Regions from separate parts of the Homo sapiens genome. Here region 1 is linked to region 2. A link is an interaction called in ENCODE POLR2A ChIA-PET data of the cell type or tissue named here. Cell type or tissue: GM12878. All regions are shown on one strand. Links, peaks and the distances in the headings refer to the core of each region. The heading gives the core; the rest is flanking DNA.

What was found. ChIA-PET counts read pairs that join two places held together with the same protein. Peaks named below come from ENCODE experiments on the same cell type or tissue, not always from the same donor. Only the 100,000 strongest peaks of a DNase experiment are listed, where the experiment ranks them.
Region 1: POLR2A ChIA-PET joins it to region 2 with 7 read pairs; 2 of 35 experiments call an interaction of 5 or more read pairs at or near these places.

What each region holds. Positions count from the first base shown.
Region 1 is chr19:35,332,970-35,337,353 of GRCh38, forward strand. It overlaps CD22 (CD22 molecule), which reads left to right. Exons shown (of 14, transcript NM_001771.4): 4 at 3,067-3,372. Among named protein-coding and RNA genes, the nearest start is that of CD22, 6.0 kb to the left of the region's middle. RefSeq lists a silencer at 336-545 and an enhancer at 4,344-4,384. In GM12878, for the core only: no CTCF peak of the experiment used is centred there; a DNase peak (open chromatin) is centred at 2,202; H3K4me3 peaks cover 3,470 bases; H3K27ac peaks cover 3,385 bases.
Region 2 is chr19:35,484,980-35,489,363 of GRCh38, forward strand. KRTDAP (keratinocyte differentiation associated protein) reads right to left here. Exons shown (of 6, transcript NM_207392.3): 2 at 3,823-3,861; 3 at 3,683-3,724; 4 at 3,462-3,506; 5 at 2,733-2,780; 6 at 2,345-2,487. The coding sequence ends at 2,449. Among named protein-coding and RNA genes, the nearest start is that of KRTDAP, 3.3 kb to the right of the region's middle. In GM12878, for the core only: no CTCF peak of the experiment used is centred there; no DNase peak of the experiment used is centred there; H3K27ac peaks cover 259 bases.

The DNA.
Region 1 (4,384 bases), core at 71-4,070, 150 kb before region 2:
TGGGAGGCAGGAAATACCTGACTCCTGGCACAGAGCTCACAAACCGAGCTTCCTGCAGAGCTCAGGCAGGGGACGCCAGCGGATGACGATGGCGATGCAGCAGCACTAGACAGAGCTGCGGGACCTCGGATGTCCCATCTGACCCTCAGTTCCTGCCCCTCTGGGACCTGGATTCCAAAGTTATCGGATCTCCTGATCTTTCCCTCTTTCTTTCTCACCATGTATTTTTCAGCTTTTGTGACAAACTCGTGTTTGGCCTTAGTACTGGAACCATCCAAGCACCGCATTCCTTTAGTGGGGTGGGTCTGCATGTAACCAGCCTCAGCTCTCCCCCAGGCTGGACCGCCCCCTTCAGACATTGGGGTCTGAAGCTGCATCGCTCACCCCAAACTTAGGGCTGCTCAGAGCTCCCTATAGAGGAAACTGGGTGTGGAACGGAGTAACCACACTCCCTAGGGCAGAGGCCCCAGACCTGTGTTTGATGGGTCAAATCCACCCCTACATGTGCAGTGCCATAACTGAGCCTGTGTTATAAAAATCATAAAATGTTTGTTTTACTTTTTTTCCTCTTCTTTTCCCCTTCCCCTTCCTTTCCCTTTTTATGAGACAGGGTCTCGCACTGTCATCACCCAGGCTGGAGTGCAGTGGCGCGATCTCAGCTCACTGCAGCCTTGATCTCCCGGGTTCAAGCAATCCTCCCACCTCCAAAGTAGCTAGGATCACAGGTGCATGCCACCATGCCCAGCTAACTTTTTAATTTGTTGTAGAAATGGGTCTTGCTATGTTGCCAGGCTGGTCTTGAACTCCTGGCCTCAAGCAATCCTCCTGCTTCAACCTCTCAAAGCATTAGGATTACAGGCATGAGTCACCGCACCCGGCCTGATCTTCTGATTTTTCAAGAGACGATGGAAATCTAGATTTTCCAGTGAAATCTCCCAGCATGTTAATGTTCATGGCAAGTTCTCATGAGCTCTTCAAGGTCAGATGACACTGTTGTTGAACCCCAAAGGCCAGGTTTGAGCTCCCGATGCGTAGTCAGCCAAACACTGACACCTCAGTGCTTAGAAGCTGAGATAGGATTATTTAATTTAGCCAAAGCAAGGGGACAGAAGAGAGAAACTCTCAAATCTGACCTGACTTTGAGCGTTAGTGGGGGCTTTTATGAGTAAAGTAGGTGTGCAGGAGGTGACCTCCCGATCGTCAAAGCTGTTGTGCCCCTCGGCTCATCAAATTTCTGGATGTCATCAAGGAGGTCTGTGTGACCTAAGGATCATTGTTCTTTGAAAGAGAGACAAGTTCATTTATCTTGCAGGCAGCTGCCAGGGAGTCAGGATGTAAGTTAAACAATTATGAGTGAATTAATGGTTACCTGCTACTGAAATGACCAAATGTAACTAATCATGCATGGAGGAAGGAAAGGACAAAGAGAAAAGAAAAGAAGTAAAACGAACATCTTATAATTTTTATAACATAGGTTCAGTTATAGCACTGCACATGTAGGGGTGGCTTTGACCCATCAAACACAGGTGTGGGGGGCCCCTGCCACAGGGAGTGTGGTCACTCCGTTCCACACCGTTTCCCGGATGGGCAGTTCTGAGCAGCCTTAAATTTGGGGTGAGCAATGCAACTTCAGACCCCGCTGTCTGAAGGAGGTGGTCCAGCCTTGGGGAGAGCTGAGGCTGGGTGCACACAGACCCACTCCACTAAAGGAATGCGGTGCGTGGATGGCTGCAATACTGAAGGAAGCCATGAAAGTAACACAAGTTTGTCAAAGCTGAAAAGTCCGTGAACTAAACTGATAAAATTCACTTAGAGGTGGTGGGAATAGGCCGGGCACGGTGGCTCACGCCTGTAATCCCAGAACTTTGGGAGGCCGAGGCAGGCGGATCACAAGGTCAGGAGATCGAGACCATCCTGACTAACACAGTGAAACCCTGTCTCTACTAAAAATGCAAAAAGTTAGCCAGGCGTGGTGGCAGGCGCCTGTAGTCCCAGCTACTCAGGAGGCTGAGGCAGGAGAATGGCGTGAACCCGGAAGGTGGAGCTTGCAGTGAGCTGAGATCACGCCACTACACTCCAGTCCGGGCGACAGAGCGAGACTCTGTCTCAAAAAAAAAAAAAAAAAAAAAAGAGGTGGTGAGGTGGTGGGAATAGAACTTTGCAATCATTCAGAAAGCAGACATCCGGCAATGAGCATGAAAGAAAAGTAGATCACAGTTCCCAAGGAGGCTTAGTGTGGTCAAGGCCTTTCAGAGGGGATTTCGGGTGAGCAAAAGTGATTCAAAGTGGAGAAAAGCAGGACTGCGTTGGGTGCAGTGGTTCCCGCCTGTAACCCCAGCACTTTGGGAGGCTGAGATCGGAGGATCGTTTGAGCCCAGGAGTTTGAGACCAGCCTGGGTAACATGGCAAGACCCTGTCTCTACAAAATGTTTAAAAAACTAGCTAGGTGTGGTGGCACATGCCTGTAGTCCCAGTTACTCAGGGGGCTGAGGTGAGAGGATTGCTTGAGCCTAGGAGGTTGAGGCTACAGTGAGCTAGGATTGCGCCACTGCACTCCAGCCTGGGTGACAAAGCAAGACCCTGTCTCTAAAGAAAAAAAGAGGCCGGGTGTGGTGGCTTACACCTGTAATCCCAGCACTTTGGGAGGCCAAGGCGGGAGGATCACTTGAGGTCAGGAGTTCAAGACCAGCCTGGCCAACATGGCGAAACCCTGTCTCTACTAGAAATACAGAAAAATTAGCTGGGTGTGGTGGTGGGCACCTGTAATCCCAGCTACTCGGGAGGCTGAGGCAGGAGGATCACTTGAACTGGGGAGGTAGAGGTTACAGCGAGCCAAGATCGCGCCACTGCACTCCAGCCTGGGTGACAGAGGGAAACTCCATCTCAAAAAAACAACAACACAACAACAACAACAATAACAACAAAAAAACAAAGCAGGACTGGAGAGAGGTGGAATGAAGTGGCAAGGGGTTCCTGAGGGGTGATTTGGGACAGGACATCTAAAGCCAGGTGTACGCTCACGTCCTCAGTCCCCCAGGCTCCTGCACGGGCTCTGTTCTTTTGCAGAAAGGCCTTTTCCACCTCATATCCAGCTCCCTCCAGAAATTCAAGAGTCCCAGGAAGTCACTCTGACCTGCTTGCTGAATTTCTCCTGCTATGGGTATCCGATCCAATTGCAGTGGCTCCTAGAGGGGGTTCCAATGAGGCAGGCTGCTGTCACCTCGACCTCCTTGACCATCAAGTCTGTCTTCACCCGGAGCGAGCTCAAGTTCTCCCCACAGTGGAGTCACCATGGGAAGATTGTGACCTGCCAGCTTCAGGATGCAGATGGGAAGTTCCTCTCCAATGACACGGTGCAGCTGAACGTGAAGCGTGAGTCTCCCCGGCATGCCTGTGGGAAGGGCAAGGTCTGTGTCACCTTCTCCCCAGCCCCGCAGGGGGCATGCACCCAGGGCAGGGGGAAGCCTGCACAGACGGCGGCATCCTCCAGCCCTGGTCACGCCGCCTTGTCAGCCCTGGTGTTTCGGGAAAAAGATTTGCTCTAGCCTAACAGAATAAAATGGTCCATCCTCAAGCCATGACATGAATTGGGGATTATCTGGTTAGGTCTTTTTGTTCCCCTCTTGGTGGGGATTTTTTTCGCATCATTATCTTGTGCCTCATTCATTCAATAAATACGTATCATGAACCTACTAGGTACCAGGCCTTATTACGGCTGCCAATGGGGGGCATGGGGCGGTGGGCAGGGTGCAGCAGTGAGCAAAACTCTTGCCCCACGCGGAGCCAGCGCTGCAGTGAAAGAGACAGACAACAAATGGATTACCAAAGAAATACAGAGCATGAGCCAAGACATTAGAATCTGGAACAAAGCAATGTTAACAAAGAAATATACAACACTATTGTAGGTAGTGATATGTGTGTTAGGAAAAAAATAAGGCCGAGAGAGGGGAGTGATGGAGAGAGACCTCTCTAAGAAGGTGAGCACTTAGGCCGGGTGCGGTGGCTCACGCCTGTAATCCTAGCACTTTGGAAGGCCGAGGCGGGGGGATCACAAGGTCAGGAGATCGAGACCATCCTGGCTAACATGGTGAAACCCCATCTCTAGTAAAAATACAAAAAATTAGCCAGGCATGATGGCAGGCGCCTGTAGTCCCAGCTACTTGGGAGGCCAAGGCAGGAGAATGACATGAACCCAGGAGGCGGAGCTTGCAGTGAGCTGAGATCGCACCACTGCACTCCAACCTGGGTGACGAGTGAGACTCCATCTCAAAAAAAGAAAAAAAAAGAAGGTGAGCACTTAAGCTGACTGGAACGGAGGGAGTGGCTGAGGCCGGCACATATTTGGGAGAGGAGGATTTCAGGGAAAGAGAAGGGCAGGTTCAAA
Region 2 (4,384 bases), core at 316-4,315:
CTCTTCTTCCTGTACTCCATTTCCTATCACCTAGTTTGTGAGTGCACAATCTTCACTAAGTATTTCAACTGATTGTGGCATTTCACCAGTGTCCATAGTTTTCTTCTCTGTTGGTTATTCCATTTATAGCTTTCCTCTCCTTTGTGTGTATTGGAAGGAAGAGCATAAGCAACTTTTTTTTTTTTTTTGACAGAGTCTTGCTCTCTCACCGAGGCTGGAGTGTAGTGGTACAATTTTGGCTCACTGCAACCTCCGCCTTCCGGATTCAAGCGATTCTCGTGCCTCAGCCTCCTGAGTAGCTGGGATTACAGACATGCATCACCACACCCGGCTCAGTTTTGTATTTTTAGTAGAGATGGGGTTTCACCATGTTGGCTAGGCTGGTCTCGAACTCCTGACCTCATGTGATCCGCCCACCTAATTTTGTGTTTTTAGTAGAGATGGGGTTTTGCCATGTTACCCAGGCTGGTCTCAAACTCCTGACCTCAAGGGATACACCCACCTTGGCCTCCCAAAGTGCTGGGATTACAGGTGTGAGCCACCGTGCCCGGCCAGGAACATTTACATGTCTCATTCACCTGGTCTGTAAGCGCCTTGAAAGTAGGAACCAAGTTTAATTTCCCTTGTAGTCCACTTCCTCGATTAAACTGCAGTTGATGGTTTACAAACGCAGTTGCTTATAAAGGCCAAAGGCAATGTAAACAAGTGAAGCTTGCCAAGTAGAAAGTTCCCTGGAAGCCATGTCCTGTGTAAAGAGGGCAGCTGCTACTTGGCTTTAAGCCAGTCGCAGGTCCACTGTTCTCTAATCTTCCCAGTTTTCAAGAGAAACCAGAAACAATTCCAACTAGTTTAGTATTTTAAGTACACAAATTGGGTCAGAGAAAATACATCTACAGGAAGCAAAACTAAATCCATTTCATGTTTCAAGATCTTTGCAGTGGATGGATGGATGGATGGATGGATGGATGGATGGATGGATGGATGGATGGATGGGTGGGTGGATGGGTGGATGGGTGGGTGGATGGCTGGGTGGATGGATGGATGCGCGAGTGAATGAGTGAATCTGGATCATTGCGGCTGCTCTCTGGTTGAAACTGGGGGAGTAGAGATACACTATCTACTATATGCCTGGCCGTGTGCAAGGGGCTTTATATACTTATGTCATTTGACCTTCATAACAACACCACAGAGTGGTTATCATTCTTATTTATCTCCATACTCATTTCACGGATAAAGAAACAGAGGCTTAGGAAGACTCAAGGTCACGCTGCTAGTTTTCTTTATTTAGAGCCCACCTAATTCCAAAAAAAAAAAGGATTTCAGATGGGCTCATGTGATTGAAGCTGGGTCCTGAACTTTGGATTTCAGATAGCTCTGTTACACAAAATCGCCACTACAAAGGGAATCAGGTTTTCAGAAGGTAGGTAAGGGGGAATGCCAACAGGTCAGGGAGTAGGTTTGATTTGTGAAAGGAAAATAAAAACTTGGGACCCCAATTCACTCTGTCGAAAGGAAAAAAGATAAGCCGAAAGCTGAGACATGCCAGAAGCTGCCTTTCCTTTTGTTCCTAAACAGATAGCTACAGGTAAAAGGTTAACTATCTCAACAGATAGCTATTCTATGTTCACCATATCTTATGTAAACTGCTGGATTTACTGAGCATGAGACAAATATATAATGGACTATTCCCCTACCTGCTCCTTTTCTCTTATAACATGTGGATTCAGTGATGTGACCATTCCCTCCCTCTTTCCCCGCTTTTCCCCTTTAAATACTGAAGCTCTCAAAATCATCTTTGGAGAAAGGCACAGACCACAGACTGTTCCTCTGATTCTGTATTTTTTTCTCCCCGGCATTGTCCTTAACCTTGGCAAAATAAACTTCTCAATTGATTGAGACCTGTCTCAGATACTTTTTGGGTTACAAATTGGCAACCCGTGAATGGCCTCTGAATGGAGGTGGCCCTGACCTCTGACAAATCTATCGTTGCTTGGTACTGGTTTGAGCTGTCTTTATTGCTCAAACCAACAGGACAGTTTTCTGGGTCCAGGAGCTCCCCCTTAAGAGAATGAGACCTGTCTCAGATACCTTTTGGTTTAGAGATTCCCTGAGCATCTTACTAAGCAAGTCATAGCTTCATGCTCCTCAAGGATCCCAGCCAACACTAAGGAGCTAAGACACAAGGGGGTCTCTTGCCATCTTGGTGTGTCCTTTCTATTTCCTCCTGTCTCCCTACTTACTCTCCTCTTGGAAGTCAAGATTTCTACCTATCAGCCTTGGGGCTCATTCCATCTTAATTCCTTTGTAAAGCCCAGTAGGAGGACAGAGACGCAGATACAGGAGCTGTTGGATGGAAAATGTTTTATTGGAGTTCCTGAGGCAGGAAAGAGTTATGGTAGGTTGAGAATCAGCGCTCACGCTAGCCCCCTCTTCCAGTGGAGGTCATGGTCACTGGGCATCAGGAGTTGCGCTCCTCAGTCCTTTCAGCTAGAGGGAGAGGGGTCAGGGTTAGATGGGGAACCCGTGGGTGCCCAGTATAGGATGGCATGGATGGAAAGGAATTTCTGCCTCGGTGTGAGTTCCCGTTCTCCTCTATATGTAGTAGCTAAGACCTCCCTTCAGTTTGGTGAGAAGGCTGATCCTCCTTTCCCTGTCCCCACTCTCTCTCCCATATCTTCTGCTTCTTCCCTTACCCCCAAGCTCCATACCCTCCTAATGCCCACACCTCTTACCTTAGGAAAGGCATCCCAGTTGAGGAAAGGAAGTTTCCTTTTGATAGACTAAAAGAAAGAAAGAGAAAGAGAGTGATGTGTTGCAGGTCAGCCGGGCATGGATGGGTAAGCATTCCCTTAATGAACTCCCACAGTAACCATAGTAACAATAATGTCATTATTTTGTCATTACTTTATCAAGAGCTAATATTTCCTGAGGCCTTAGTCTGTGTCTGCCTTGCACGGGCTGCTCTACAAGCATGATTTCAGTGGGTTTTTACAGCAACCTTTTGTGGTGGGAATTGTCATCATCCCCACATCACAGAGGAAGCGGAGGCCGAGGGAGCTGAAGGCGTTCGCATGAGGCCATGTGAGAAGTCAGTGCAGAGTCAGGAGACGCGGGCCCCAGCTCTGTCGCTGACTTTGCCTTCTAAGTGCGGGTGGGCCTCAGTTTTTCCATAGAGGATGAGGGGATTCAAATAAAATCTTGACCGATTAGCCTCTTCCTCTTCTGCAATTGTCCTTGGGGCCCTGCTCCTCCACCACCATCTTAGGAAAACACGGGTAGCCAGGACTGGCGCCGGGGGAAGCTTTCTTCCGTTGACAGCCCATTGGGCAGCATCCAGGCAGGACAGTCACTCCCTCCCAGAGATCAGGAACCAACCCATACATTTAAAGCCAAAATGTGTGGCCACTACCCTGGGATGACTGCAGACAACCGAGGAGGGCAAGGGGCGCCGGAGCACTCACCTCAAAGAGGGCGTGCCAGTTCAGGAACTCATCAGCCTTAAACGCCTGAGGAGGAAGAGAGACAGCAGAAGCAGGTCAGCTCCAGGGGAGGCCAGAGCTTAGCCCCCAGCCCTCTGGAGAAGGTGAAGGAACCGTGGCAGCTTTGCAAGCTCTCTACCAAGGCGTTTATCCCCTCTGTGATGAGGGTATTCGTGGGGGTAGCACCAGAGAAGCGTACTCACAGATCGCAATTTGTCGATGTTCAGGAACGGGGTGTTAAAGGCCTAGGCAGAAACGCAGGGTGTTAGGAAAGTTGCTAAGAAGCAAAAAGAGAGAGAGGACAGACTCGTGGCTGGAGGGCCGGGGAAAACAGACGGCTTACCTCGGGTCGTGACGCATAATTCTCAATGGTGCTTTCTTCCTGGAAAAGGAGAGGGAGAAAAGGCGGCAGGGGGTCACGTGATGCCAGGGCCCTTGCCCACATCCCTGTCTGCCAGCTCTGCCTTCATCCACAGCCCAGTCCCCGAAAGAACGCAACCCATTCCCCACCATGGTCTCCGTTCCAGTCGCGCACATGGTTGGCGGATGTGCAGGGTGAGGAGGGGGAATTGGAGAATGGTACATGTAAGCAGTGTCACCATGGGCAGCAGGCAGAAAGCCTGGAGCCGAGCATTCCTCTCCGGAAAAGCTAGCTAGTGCTGTCCTGCAGTTGACTTAAGTCTAAGAGGTGGGGTGTTCTGGAGACACCCACGCTCAGTCCGTATAGCTGGATGGGAAAGATTTGCGAGCAGGTGGGAGCCCAGCTGCTGAGGTGACCCGCCTGCCTCTCACTGATCGAGGTTGCTTTGCTTTGTGGATTTATTGCCACCACTGTTGGAGGTTCCATAATCCCCCTCCATGGGGACCCCACCCCAGGCCTCAGTGTGTCCCATCGTGTCTTCCCC